2 separate regions of the Homo sapiens genome follow, and region 1 is linked to region 2. Evidence: chromatin contacts called from ENCODE Hi-C or POLR2A ChIA-PET data. All regions are on one chromosome and are shown on one strand. Each heading gives the region's core, a stretch centred on a gene start or an enhancer-like site at or near the end of the contact. The rest is flanking DNA. Distances are from core to core; before and after follow the strand shown.

Evidence for each region. Hi-C counts contacts between places; a loop is a spot of excess contacts on that map. ChIA-PET counts read pairs that join two places held with the same protein, here RNA polymerase II (POLR2A). Pooled maps may share reads with other maps.
Region 1: a loop to region 2 is called in a map of heart right ventricle, with 1.9 times the contacts of the local background. The contact joins two enhancer-like sites. A Hi-C loop is called at or near these places in 3 of 168 maps with a recorded cell type or tissue (OCI-LY7, heart left ventricle and heart right ventricle), 1 of 37 single-sample maps with no recorded cell type and 1 of 50 pooled maps. POLR2A ChIA-PET finds 5 or more read pairs at or near these places in 3 of 52 experiments (GM10248, OCI-LY7 and activated CD4-positive, alpha-beta T cell).

What each region holds. Positions count from the first base shown.
Region 1 is chr1:182,757,755-182,765,086 of GRCh38, reverse strand. No RefSeq gene overlaps it. Among named protein-coding and RNA genes, the nearest start is that of NPL, 28 kb to the left of the region's middle. RefSeq lists an enhancer at 3,188-4,387. Within about 2 kb of position 3,551, at least 2 of the 41 ENCODE cell types and tissues checked have a DNase peak (open chromatin) inside an H3K27ac peak, as active enhancers do.
Region 2 is chr1:182,694,712-182,701,303 of GRCh38, reverse strand. It overlaps a transcript of RGS8 not described here. Among named protein-coding and RNA genes, the nearest start is that of RGS8, 13 kb to the right of the region's middle. Within about 2 kb of position 1,828, at least 3 of the 41 ENCODE cell types and tissues checked have a DNase peak (open chromatin) inside an H3K27ac peak, as active enhancers do.

The sequences.
Region 1 (7,332 bases), core at 2,302-4,801, 62 kb before region 2:
GCAAAACTGAAAAATAGTGAAATTTTTAGGAAGATTCACAAACTTAGATTACCATTAATTAGAAAAAATGACAAGCCTTAGTGGTAACCCAAGGGTTGTCTTAGAAAATGTGGAAATATTTGATGAATGTTATTAAAGAGCAGTGAAATCCAGCAATTGTTTGGCACAGAGTTTGCTCAAATTTGCAACTACTTTAATGTCCCCAGACTTTAGCTTAAATTGTCTTTTTTCAAGGCTCAAGGACTTTCAAGATCCAAGTGTTTTCCAGTTACCTTTGCAAATGAAATAAGAGTTCACTGCATTCCTCTGACCCTCCTCCCTGGTGTTTAGATGGTGAAACTCAGAAAGCCTTCCTTCATGCATTCAGCTTAGAGAAAGAATAGAATGATATAACAAGGCAATATTTCTGAAAGCTGAGATCAACAGACTGTGATTAAAGTCAGCTTGCAGTTATATTGGCTGAGAATGTCATGCCAGCTGCTCGTAAACCCCACAAGATGATGGATGTCTTACTGTTATCCTTATTGCTCTCCAGAATTTATTAGCAGAAAGAAAAATGGGGAAAGGTTATAACTCTCAGAGGTCCAAAATTTTCTTTGCAACAGTGAATAGTGAAGGCTTGGGTGTCAGTTATAAATGAATCACTGGGCATTTGTGTGGCACAGGGAGGAGTGTCAGAACCTCAGCACTCTAATCAAGAGCGGCAGGAGCACCTGCACAGAGGGTCAAGTGAGGTGTTAAGAGGGGTCGTGTTGCAGGTGCATTCATCATTCTACCCTGAGAAATTTAGCTAGTTGCTGTTGAGAAAAAACTCTGTTAACAATAGGGAAACAAAATTCCACGGCCCTCATTCACTGTTGGGGAATTAATGGTTATAGGGAAGGGAAATCCTGCTTGGGTTCAGGAGTGAGGTGTGGGAGTTCTAGCATCATGGAACTGGTGAAGGACTATGTGACTGGGGATCTGGGAGCAGCTGCTTTGGGAGGCAGAAAGATAGATTTGGATCCCTCATCTTGGGTCTTGATGCTAATTTCCTTCCTTTCTCCTGCCCTCTCCTTTCTCCTACTGAGCTAAGAAGAAAAACTCTGGAACCTGCTGTTTTATTTTTTTCACTCAAGAAACTGATTAATGAAAGCTGCTGGGTTTAATAAATGGCTGTCTATTTCAGCTTAGAAAACACTGTTTTGGGGAGTGGAAAAATAATGGCAATCATTCACCTTGTGGAGAGCTGCATTAGTTTGCAAGTTGTTAAAGGAATAGACTTTGGTATTAAAGAAGCTTTGGTTAGGATACGTGTTCCTCCACCTGGGATACGACATTTAATAGCTGTGTGACCTTGAGTGGTTACTTCACATTGTATGAGCCTTAGTCCTCTCACCCAGGAAATGGCGATTAATGGTACATGCCTCTGAAGTTTGCTGTGGAAATTGAGGAAGAGACTTGTAATAGTAAATGTTGGATAAATGTGAACACTCTACATGACCTATTTATTTTCTACTTTCATATTTTCAAAAGGAAGATAGAGAATGTATTTGCTTATGGGTACATTGCTTTTGAGCTCTTGCTCATGGTTAAATTTCCTGCTGAGTATTTTCTGAACTCCAACTCATCATTATTGAATCTGGACAGTTAACATCACCCCTATTCATTTCTGTCTGGAGCACTCCCCTCTCTTTCTTGTCTTAGGAAGTTAAAAATGAATTGATGTGGCTAGAAAGATTCCAAAGGGGGAAAAATGAACTGATAATGTGGGGAAGTTTGCTTTAATTTCCTGAAGAGAAGCTTTGGAATAATACTCTGAATACTTATTATTTGTTGAACCTGGTCAATGTTAGGCATCCCATGCAGATTTTCTAAAGGTGCCATCTTTGTCTTAGGACTATGTAATCAAAATGAGCAAGGTAATCCTAGATGCACAAGTCAGCTTTGTGTTCATTGATGAGGTGCACTATTAGCCTAGATATTGTATTCGATTGCATGAGCACCTCATTCAAGCACTGTCCCACTTTAACCTCTTGCAGCCTGACTGACTACTCTCTGTATCTGGAAAATGGAAAAACCAGCCAGAGTTTAATCCAGAAAACAAACTACTCTAGTTATTTTAGATACAAGGGAGAATTATCTGGAGATTAGGTTCTTAGGAAATTGTTGGAAGGGTTAAAAGGAATGGGCTCTAGGCTGGCTAGAGCTAAGAATGGCCCCTGGAATATGATAGAACTGAATTACAAGGGAAATGACTACCCGAACCCCAATTAGGAACAGCAAAGAATGGAACCATTGACTTTAAGGACACAAAGGCATAGCTGTGATCGAGAGATCAGAAAAACAGCATCTGATCTGTTTGGGGGACCAAACCGTGTGGACAGTGGAATGTGGAGTCTGGTGATCTTCATAGCCCAACTACCCCTCAACACTCACAAAGGCAGAGACTAAATACTGATACACAAAAATCTTCCCTGCCAGCAGAAAACAGCAAACAGCAGAAAGACAGCTTTTGCCCACTTCCACGTTTTACATTTCTGATGAGTGCATCTAATTGACAGAACCTAAGTCATATCCAGTCTCCTAACTAGATTCCAGAAAATGTTGTGTTTATTTATTTATTTATTTTACTTCCAGCCTCTGCAGCATTGGAAAGCACCCTGGAAATGTAACCATGGGACCAGCTCAAACTGATTAACCATTGCTTTAGTTTTTACAGGTGACAAAGGACCAAAATTGCCTGGGTATGCACAATAGAAAGGGCTTTGACCTTCTAATTTAACACCACCAGCCTGGCAGACCAGCTGCATTGGCATCATCTGGAACTAGTTAGAAAGGCCATAAAAGCTGGAGCTACTCCCAGATTGGAGAGACAGTTATGAGTGTTGCCTCCTATCTCCTTGCCAGTTGACTGGAAATAAAGTGTTTTCTTTTCTCCAAAGCTGGTGCCATAGTATTGTTATCTATGTGCATTGGGCAGTGAGCCCATTGCTCGGTAACAATAGGTGAGAATGGATGTTGAGCCACAGTCAACCAATTCCTGCACACTGTCCTGCCTGAGACCCATTATTGTGTGTTCATCTGTCTCTAATTCAACCACATGAATTCAGCAGAACCAAACCAGTTCACTAAGGTAGAGAGAGAGAGAGATTTAAATATGGGAGCAATTTTGTTGAACATTCAACTCAAGGAATGAGCATCAGATCTGAAGTGAGTATGAGCCAGAAGACATGAACTTCTTATTTCCTCAGGTGATGTCAGTACTGAGGTACCTCTCACAATATGAGTCTATATACTCTGAATAAGTGAATAGAGTGATTAAAAAGCCGTATCTAGGGTCTCCACTCCTGAGGGGGGTAATGAGAGAGGAGAAAGGAAGAAACCAGACAGGCAGGCAGTTAGGGTGGGTCCTTGGTTGAATTATTTCAAAGAAAAGAACAGACTGCAGGCATAGATAAGGGAACTTGCACAGGGGGACTTGCCTAAGACATGCTCCCAGCCACACAAATAAGAAAGGCTACACAGGGGACTTGCCCAGACATGCCCGCAATGGAAAATTACATCCCCTGACACATGTACAGTAAGGGGAACAAAGCAATATGGAGTAGCTCAAGCTAGGGGCCTGCATATGCACTAGGAGGACAGGGTGGAGCTACCAGAAATTCACACCTTATGCAAATGAGATGTTCAGTCCTTCTCGGTTTCTTATAAAAGCCTTTGCATTCAACTCTGAAAATGGCAACCCTCTTTCTGGTCTTCTCTCTGCAGCAGAGAGCTTTCTTCCTTCACTTATTAAACTTTTGCTCCAACCTCAAAAAAAAAAAAGAAACAGCCATATCTTAGTCAAAATCTGGCCCCTAACAGAAGGCCAAATCCCTCTGTGTTTATAAGATAAAATGATAAACACAAAGAATACTCTAGGGAAGTAATTTTTTAAAAAACCTGTTTATAGATTTTTGCCTTCCTGGCTGAAAGTTGAGGCCCTTCCTCCTCACCCTCCCATGAGACCTAGCTTCATTGTATTTCACTGAGAATTCAGTGATAATCAATTCAAATGAGCAGTCATGTGAAAGGATGTTGTCAACTGTAAAGTCCTACATATGTCAGGTGTTATTATCACACATAGTGCTTTACATGTAATGGGTACTTTCAATGTTTTGCCAACTTTTCTTTGTTAATTTCCCCCTCTCTTCAGGCAATATAGACATATGTATTATATATATATATATTTTTTTTTTTCTGAACTATTTGGCAAGTTTTAGAAATCATGTCCCTTTGTCCTTAAATACGTCTGTATAAATTTTCTAAGAAGAATATTAACTCAGAATATTGACCATTGATATACTACTATTTAATCTACAGACCTTATTCACATTTTGCTAATTTTCTCTGTAAGTTTTTTTTATACCAGTGCTTTTCTTCCATCCAGGATTCAATCCAGAATTATGCATATCATTGGGTTTTCTGAACTTTCTTTGATTTTCAGGACCTTGACATTTTTGAAGAAATCAGGCCAATTCTTTATAAAAAAGAATTGACTCTATACAAGAGTCACTGAAACTGGGTTTTGTCTGATGTTTCCTCATCATTACATAATTAGAGTCAGGTTATGTGATTTTGGCAGGAATAGTAAATAAACAGTTAACATTTCTTGAGCTAAATAAGAAGCAACCCAAGGTGGATTCACTAAGCAGTAGTTTGAAGGTCACTGGACAGAGTCAGCCAGTGTGGAAGCCGAAAGACTAGACCAACTTCTGCCGTTAACCAGGTAATATTGAGTAACAATAATAAAAAGGATGGTGATGATCATCGTAATAATAATGACTTTATTTAGCAGCATGGAAAGTGCTCTTATATGCATTATCTTATGTAAATCTTTCAATTGTCTCATGAGGTAGAAATGATTCTTACTTTATGGATGATAAAATTGAGGCTCGGAGAGATCACATAGGTGGAAAGTGGCAGAGCCAGAGGCCAAATCCAGGTCTCAAAATCAGACTCTGAAGCTTTTCTTTCTAAACCAATATGCTGGAACAGAAGTCACAGCACCTTCTCGGGAATTCATCTCTAAAAGGAGAGGAGTGAATAAAACAAACATGTAAGGCAGCACTTCTCAGTATTTTGGACTTCGCAAAGCAATAAAAATAATTTTTAAAATTGGAAAACAGACACAGGACTTGTAATACTTTACATTGCCAAGTAAGGATATTAAAATACAAAAATAAAATTTTTATCTAGCATCAGTACTGTTTCATAAAAGAAAGGACATTTTAATATAAAAATATAGGAAAGTAATAATCTCAAAAAAAGAACATTCTTTGAAATTGGATGTATTAGTTTTGTAACATACTCGGTACCTTGTCATTAATTTTCCCACTTCACTGGGGCCTCGTTAAAGATCTGATCTGAGCAGCCCTGATCTGTGGCCTGGCATCGGGAGAACACTGTTTTATGGTGTCTTCCTGCTCTAGTGTCCAGCGGGTTTATTCTAAATGACAAAAGTACGTGAGCAGGGAGAGGAGCAGTGAACAATGATACCTTCCCAGGGTCTCTTTTCTTGCTTCTCTGCTTCTTAGCCCTCACTTTCAAGGGATAAGAAAGAGTTGGCAGGAGAGCAAATACAACATAATGATTTGGGTATAGTAGGAATGGAATAGCACCTGTTCGTGGCTGAGGGCCTAGGGTAGAAATTTCCAGAAAGCAGCTTCTGTCAGTTAAGTTAGGCACCCATTCTGACACAGTGGTTTTTTTTTTTGGTGACTATTTCTATTTGTTTGTTTGTTTGTTTGTTTATTTATTTATTTATTTATTTATTTATTTGAGACAGAGTCTGGCTCTGTTGCCCAAGCTGGAGTGCAGTGGTGTGATCTTGGCTCACTGCAACCTCCGCCTCCTGGGTTCAAGTGATTCTCCTGCCTCAGCCTCCCCAGTAGCTGGGACTACAGGTGCACGCCACCATGCCCATCTGATTTTTGTACTTTTAGTAAAGATGGGGTTTCACTGTGTTGGCCAGGCTGGTCTCAAACTCCTGACCTCAAGCGATCCACCTGCCTTGGCCTCCCAAACTGCTGAGACTGCAGGTGTGATCGACTGCACCCAGCCAGGTGATTTCTATTAATGCATTAAGTAACCAGGTCTTGAAGTGGTTCTAATAACTCCCATAATTTCAAAGTAGTAATAATTATAAACAATATTTTGCAATATTATCTGTATTGTGATGTTAAAATACTTGTGATTATTATAGGTAACAAAGTCACAGGTACTGTTACCACTACTGAAGTGTGAAGCCTACAGTCATAATTGAAGAAAAGGCACAATTTCAGTTAGAGGTCAGTGAAATCAAGATGTAATTTTTTTCCCATCTGAGTTCATAGATTCCCTGACTTCTTTTTGTTTTTTTTGAGATAGCGTCTCACTCTGTCGCCCACGCTGGAGTGCAGTGGGGTGATCTCCGCTCACTGCAACCTCCGACTCCCTGGTTCAAGTGATTCTCCTGCCTCAACCTCCTGAGTAGCTGGGATTACAGGCATGCGCCACCACACCCAGCTAATTTTTGTATTTTTAGTAGAGATGGGGTTTCACCATGTTGGCCAGGATGGTCTCGATCTCCTGGCCTTGTGATCTGCCCACCTCGGCCTCCCAAAATGCTGGGATTACAGGTGTGAGCCACCACGCCTGGCCGATTCCCTGACTTCTATCCATGGGTCCCTTGGAGGGGAATGGAGGATGGGGTGTAGGAGGAATCTGAGGACCCCAGATTAAAACCCCTATTTTACAAAATGTATTTTTATAAATTTAGAGGGTACAAGTGCAGCTTTGTTACATGGTATACTGCATAGTGGTAAAATCTGGCCTTTTAGTGTACCCATCCCCTGAATAGTTTACATTGTACAAAATGTGTAATTTTTTACTCCTCGCCCTCCTCCCAGCCTTCTCATCTTTTGGAGTCTCCATGTCTGTTATTCCACTCTGTGTGTCCACATGTACCCCTGTTTAAGTCTATATTCCCTGTCTATTTTTTAATCTTCCATTCGTGTCTTAATTTTATGATCCCTCAAATATCTAACTGTGTATAAGAGTAAGCAATCTTTGTAGTATGGTTTTTACCCTCATGACCCAGGGTGACTATTCTCACCAAAGTCACCAATGTTCCCCCAGGTTCGAAGGACTTTTTCCCATTTTTATATTACTCCATCTCTCTGCAGCCTCAGACACCAAACCGTTCCCTCCTTGGAACTTTCTCCTTCCTGAGATTCTGCAATATTCTTCTCCATGCCATGACACAGTGGTTTTAAGCCCTCATAATGGTGGGAGTTTTTTCAAAACACAGGGCTGGAGCTCTGTTCTCTG
Region 2 (6,592 bases), core at 579-3,078:
CATGTAATATCTACTTAGGAAGTCACAGAAGTCATCTGATGCCTGCTGCCCAATGAGGTTTCCTAAAATGCTGATTTATGATGTCACAATTCTGCTCAAAGAAATGCAATGGTTGCCTGTTGTCCATCAACTCAAAACCCTGCTATTCCGCCCCATGCCATTAATTTCACTTATTTGCCTCATTTGGGATGGAGCTACAAGTAGGTGAAGAAGAGGACCTAAATGTCACATTTGACACATTTAAAACCTTCTCAAGAAAACATGACAAACATGTTGGGTAAATTTATATGATGAATTTGTTACAATGATTCATAATATATGTAACTCATTCATTACAATGGGGAAGCTTAGAATATTGGACTGGGATTTGGAAAACTTGCACTTGAATCCCAGTTCTGCTATGTTACACATGATGAATCCTTAAATAATTACTTTTTTCTGGTGTCTTAATTTCCTCCAATGTAAGTAGTCCACTGGACTATCATGATGATCAAATTAGATGATTGTAAGAGTCCTTTTGAATACAAAGCTTCAAATTCAAAGCACTTTGAAATATGAAATTTCATCAGTTAACAAAAATTAGACATTGCATTAATTTTTAAATGCTGTTCGGTTTTGTGTACTTAGTAGAATGAGAACTCTAACAAAAAGCATTCAGTCTTTCTAAGACACTCATGACTTCCAGCAATTCTGCTATCTCCTGAAAGCTATGGGAATTAGAAGACGGAAGATGCACCCTGTGTCTTCTGCCGCCAGAGGCAGCCCGAGGCTGAACCTGGGGTGTCTCTTGGAATACCACCCTGGACTGGCACCTCCTTTCTCTTGAAAGAGAAACCAGGAAGAACAATGCTCATGGTTACGTTTTCGGGGAGGAATGCTGAGGTGTCAGATTGGTGCGCTTATTGAAATATACAGGGACAAAGTAACACACTGTAGACTAGCGTGTGTGTCGCGGGGAATGTTTTGGGGGTCATGTTGGGGTGAGTGGTTACACCTGCTTCCATCCATTTTCTAGGGCAAATGGCTTCAGCTGCTGCCCGGCAACAGCATTTTCATAAAAGCCTTTGAGAGTAGCTTTGAAAATGTGTCAGCCAATAACCGTGCAGGACCCGGCCTAACCGCCGAGGGATCCCCCTCCCCCTCGCCGGAGCCGAGAATTGGGAAGGAGCAGATGGAGCTAGTTCTCCCCTCGGCGGGCTCTGGGGCGCATTGTTATGCACTCAAGACTCAGAACCTGAGACCCAGGCGGGCTCTTCACAGGCTTCGCCCTGGATCCCGAGCTCGGGAAGGAGTTCTGTGAGCCCCTCCAGTCTCCTGCAGGGTGTGAGGTGCCGGATCTTATCCAGGGCAGGCACTGTGTGAGGGTGCGCCCTCCTGTTAAATTTGCCGTGAGACCTCTCATATGTCATTAATCAAGCAGCTGAACCGAGCTGGCACTGCTGGAACACGGCATTCATTATAGTCCCCGAGGGATCCCTTTCTGCAGATCCCAGAACTTTTGGCTCCAGGAATAGAGATATCCATCCTGCCAGGAAGGCCCCAGGCCTGCAGCACATTGCAGGCCTCTCAGGGGATTTTGCCTGTATCCCTCCCCGGTAATCCCGTTGCAATCCCCAGGGCTCTGTGAATCCCCTCGGATTCTTAAGGTCCCTGCAGCAACGAAGCAGGCTTTGGGGAGCCACAGCACAGGGAGAAGAGCCTCCAACAGGGATCTGTGTGGAAGTTTCTAAGGACACAGCTATGTGGCACGTGTCTAGCCTGTTTTGTAAAATGTTTTTCACTTTCCCCGTGGCATGTGCCAATCCCTGGGGGCTAAGAGTTAGGAAAGGCCTTGGGCCTGCTTTCCTTGGCCCCCTGCCACTGAGGCCTGGGCCCAGGGAACTAATCTTTGCTCCTGGGAAGATGGGAAGAGCTGCCTGTCTGCAGAAACCACCTCCTCCTCTCTACACTCCATCCCCTTCCACATACACCATGAAGCTCCTTCTTTGATTTCTAAGTACCGAGCCAGGCGAGAAACACCCATTTAGCCATGGCCCCCTTTCAATGTGTTTAATCCCAAATGGAATAAATAAAATGAAGGAAGGCCTGCCTCTGTGGTGATGTGGAAACCCCTCTGGCCCAGGGATGGAGGCATGCAGGGTGATGAAAGTACAGCAGCTGGAGAGGCGGCTTTTAATAAGAAAAGATGAATCAAAATGCGCAAGTCATAACTCCCTCTACGCAGCCACCTATCTTCTGCCTTAACCTTTTCAGAATCATAAAAAACAGTCTAATTTCTTCCAAATAAATAGCTTTATGCCTCTCTGGGCTCTATTTTTCAGGCATACAATAAGTCTCTGGGCGCTTACACAGACGTGCTGAATATATGTAACTCCACATTCATTACGGAGACATGTGTGCACACAGTCACACACACATTGTTCTAATTCCCCTTGGTCTAATTTATGCAGTGAATTCTGTGCTTACGAAGTAAGAATTATTTCAAGGTTAAACAAAATGATGATAAGCACCTGACTCTAGCTGGGGCAACTCTGCCCTTTTCTTAGGACTGGTGGAGTTTAGGACACCAAAAAAGGAATATGCTCAATAGCAAATTCACTCTCATCGTGATAATATTGCTGACTTTTTTCACCCACAAAAAAGCAAACATCTTGGGGAAAGGGCTATGTGGCTTTAATCTTAGGGGGAAAATAAGCATCAGAGAGGGACTTAAGGTTGCTTCTAGGACTTTAAAGAATTATATTTGGCTTTCCAGAGAAAGGAGACTCTTCTTCTCCAAGGGAATTTCAAGTAGGAGGCAATAATAACAAATTATTTCATGTTTCTATGTGGCAGATATTATTGTAAGTGTACAAATATCAACTAATTTTTGACCCCTGTTTTACAGATGCAGAAACTGAGGCACGGCAGGGTTATTACTTGCCTAAAGTCACAGCACTTTAAAATAGTAGAGCTGGGATTTAAACCAAGGCAGTCTGGCTCTAGAGCCTGCCTGCTTAACTACTATGATGGACACAATAAAAGAAACCAACTGAATGAAACAAATCAAGCAATGACCAGATGATGCCAGCTCCTTACAGAAAGACCACCAACCGGTTTGTGGCTTTGGCTTCTTTCTTCTCCTTGATTTTACCTTTCTCTCCATTCTAGTGGCCAGCAGCCACTGAGCCAGAAGGTAGCAGGGGAAGGGAGAAACAGGGGAAACTCACATCTGTTCCCTTTCAATAATCATCATTCTAGAAAAAGTCAAGGGAGGACAGCAATCGCCTGTTTGTGTCATCCTGCCTGGTATTGCTAGTATTCCCTCTAAGTCCCTGAATTGGAAACATTAACACGCCAAAGCTTTTGGAAACCCTACCGGTTCTCATGGCCTTACTTTTCTCCTGCTTCAGTTTAAATCATTCTAGTAAGCACTCAATTGGCATTTGCAACGAAGAGTGGTGGCCCACTACAGTTACAATATTCTATCAATTGAAAGACGAATTATGTTTTTAATTCAGCTTTATTTTTTCAGGAGGATTGGCTGGGGTGAGGGATAGTCACCGACCTTACCACATTATAGATACACACTGATTATAAGACATCTCAGCTTTAGAAATGTGAAAATGTGAAAAAAAAAGTGTTTTAGAATTGAGAAAATACACTATTTTATTTCTGTCTTTCAATAAGGATTCAGCCTTGTTACGGTAGCATCTTGTAAGGGTTCTTCTTATGTGGTCTGCCCTCTCCGGGTATCAGAATTTTGATTACAGTTGTCAGCCGGAGTTCAGCCTGGTTCAGATATCTATTTTTAACAATAGCCGAAGGGGTTCTTTTATTCAAGACAAGAGAAAGATTACTTAAGAATAAGGGAACTGATTCATGGATGGGGTCTGAATTTCCTTCTTGTTAGCAAGGGGCTGTCTTCAGAGGGTGCCCCCTAAGGGGCGAAAATTGAGTGGAGATTCTTACTTGAGGTAGCAGGGTTGGAAAAGTCAGAGACATGAGCCAGGTCTGATATCAAGAAGAAGAGTCAAGTATTTCAAACTCTAGAAATAAATTCAAGTACCAAGATTGTGGTAGATTCAGCATTAAAATGGCCCCAGTTCTCTACCTCTGCCCATATCCATGCCTTTATAACATGACTGCAACTTTTCTCATCAAGATGTGGAGTTTCTCTGCCTCTTGAATCTGGGCTGGCTTTATGGCTTGGGTTGGCCAGTAAAAAGTGGCAGAGTGAGGTTGCAGTAGATCCAAACCTGGGCTTGAAAATGTCTTTGCACTTCTGCTGTTTCTCTTGGGACTCCTACTTCTGCCATAAAAATAGAAAACCTTGCTTAGCCAGACAGATGATAAGAAACATGTGGCCCAGCCACCCCTAGCACCCTAGCCAGCAGACAGCCCAATGTCAGGCACATGAGTGAGAGCATTCTAGACCAACCAGTCTCAGCTGATCCACCAACTCCCTTCAGGTTCATAAGCCAGCCCAGCAAAGATCAACCAAGCCTGCCCCAGATAAGCCAAATCAGCTAAATGACTCAGAGATTCATGATCAATAACAAATGGTGATTATTTGAAGCCACAAAGCTTTTGAGTGGTTACACAGCAATAGCTACAAGGCACAAAGACAGGATTGAAATCAGGGCACCAGATCCAAGGTTTAAAGTTAAACAGAGGCTTGGCACGGTGGCTCACGCCTATAATCCCAGCACTTTGAGAGGCTGGGGCAGGATAGATCACTTGAGGTCAGGAGTTTGAGAACAGCCTGGTGAAATCCCATCCCTACTAAAAATACAAAAATTAGCCAGGTGTGGTGGTGGGTGCCTGTAATCCCAGCTACTCGGGGGGCTGGGACATGAGAATCACTTGAACCCAAGAGGCAGAGGTTGCAGTGAGCCAAGATCATGACACTACATTCCAGCCTGGGTGACAGAGCCAGACATACAATAAGTCTCTGAGCAGTTATTGAGCCAGACTCCATCTCAAAAATAAAATAAAATGAAATAAAATAAAAAATAAAAAAGCTAGACAGAGACTAGGTTTGGAGCAATAGCAGTTCAGAAACAAAAGACAGGCTTGGAGGGCGATTGTTGAGAATGGCTTTGGGATGTCTAAAAGTTGAGTAATTGGTGAATTCCTAAATTGGATGGGTTCTTACAGAGGGATAGAGGCAGGGTAAGGAGAATGAGAACTAGAGAAGAAACCAAGATTGTTTCTTTTGTGGGAGTAGCCCTAGCAAATGTATCCTTAGTACAATGTCTGGCCTATAAAAGGTACAAAATAAATATGTTAATTAAATTAATAAATCCTCTCCCCAGCAGAAGGTTTAGATGTTCATTCATCCTTTAATCAAAATTCATATTGAGCACTATATATGGGTGCAGAGGCTTGTAAATGGCAGGTGTAGGTGCACGATTCTGTGGAAGTTTTGAAATTCCACATCTACCAGATACAGAATGTATATAACCCAATATTTATCTTAAGCATATGCACATGTACATTAAGCTGTAGTGTATTGACCTCCAATCTCTCCTCTCTAAAGACTGAGTAAATGATGCAGTTGGTATGCACTAAGAAATGGCTGTTCTGTTTTATCTTGCTTCTGCATTGTCTATCAACCACTTCTGTATCCCTTGCTGTTCATATCAGGTATTAGCCTGGGTTGGAGGAAATACTTTCTTAAATGGCTAAGAGCAATTGTAGAGCCAGGTGCATCAGCATGTGCCTGTAGTCCCAGCTACTCAGAAGGCTGAGGTGGGAGATTTGCTTGAGCCCAGGGGTTCGAATCCAGCCTGGGCAACATAGGAAGACCCTACCTCTTAATTTTTTTTTAAGTGATTGCGATAGTTTTACAGTGGCTCAAAATTTAGATTTGGCCTGCAGAGTCCCCTTCAATAGGATTCCTGAGCTCCAATAGCTCTGAGTGTGCTAAAATGGAGGAAGGTTTGTTTTTCTTCAAAGTGTTCTGCGAAATGTGAGTTGTGGCTATTTATTACGTGTCCATTTTTTGTGGCACCGAAAACTTGTCTTACTTGGATCTGCTACAGTGGTAGGAGGGGCCAAAGTCTTTTCCAGTGTAGGTTTCCAGAGTCAATATGAAAAAAGACTAACCGCTTTAGCAGAAGTTATGAATGCTAAGATATTTCTTAGGTGTTCTTGCCAAATACCTTTTTCTGATTGTGGTCTTCTGGTATTCTCAGTTATTGTTTCACGTATGCAATGATGTAGCCAGTGATTCCCAAATACAGTCTATCAATAGGTAGCAGTTAAAGAAAAAGTCATCACTGAACACAGAAAAATGAGAGAAAAAAACAACAACCCAATGCACTGTAGTGTGTATATGTTTCTTCATATCAATTTCTGTGTACCTATATGTGGGTGCAAGTTCGCCAGCTGTGCTTTTGTGTGAAGACTTATCCTTCATTCTGCAATTATGTGTTTCATACTTTTCTGACGTTAAAATTTTCTTTATTTTATAAAGTGATGGCAATAGTAGATAACTTTTTTTTTTTTTTTTGAGTAGGAGTCTTGCTCTATCACCCAGGCTGGAGTGCAGTGGCTCTATCTCGGTTCACTGCAACCTCTGTCTCCTGGGTTCAAATGATTCTCATGC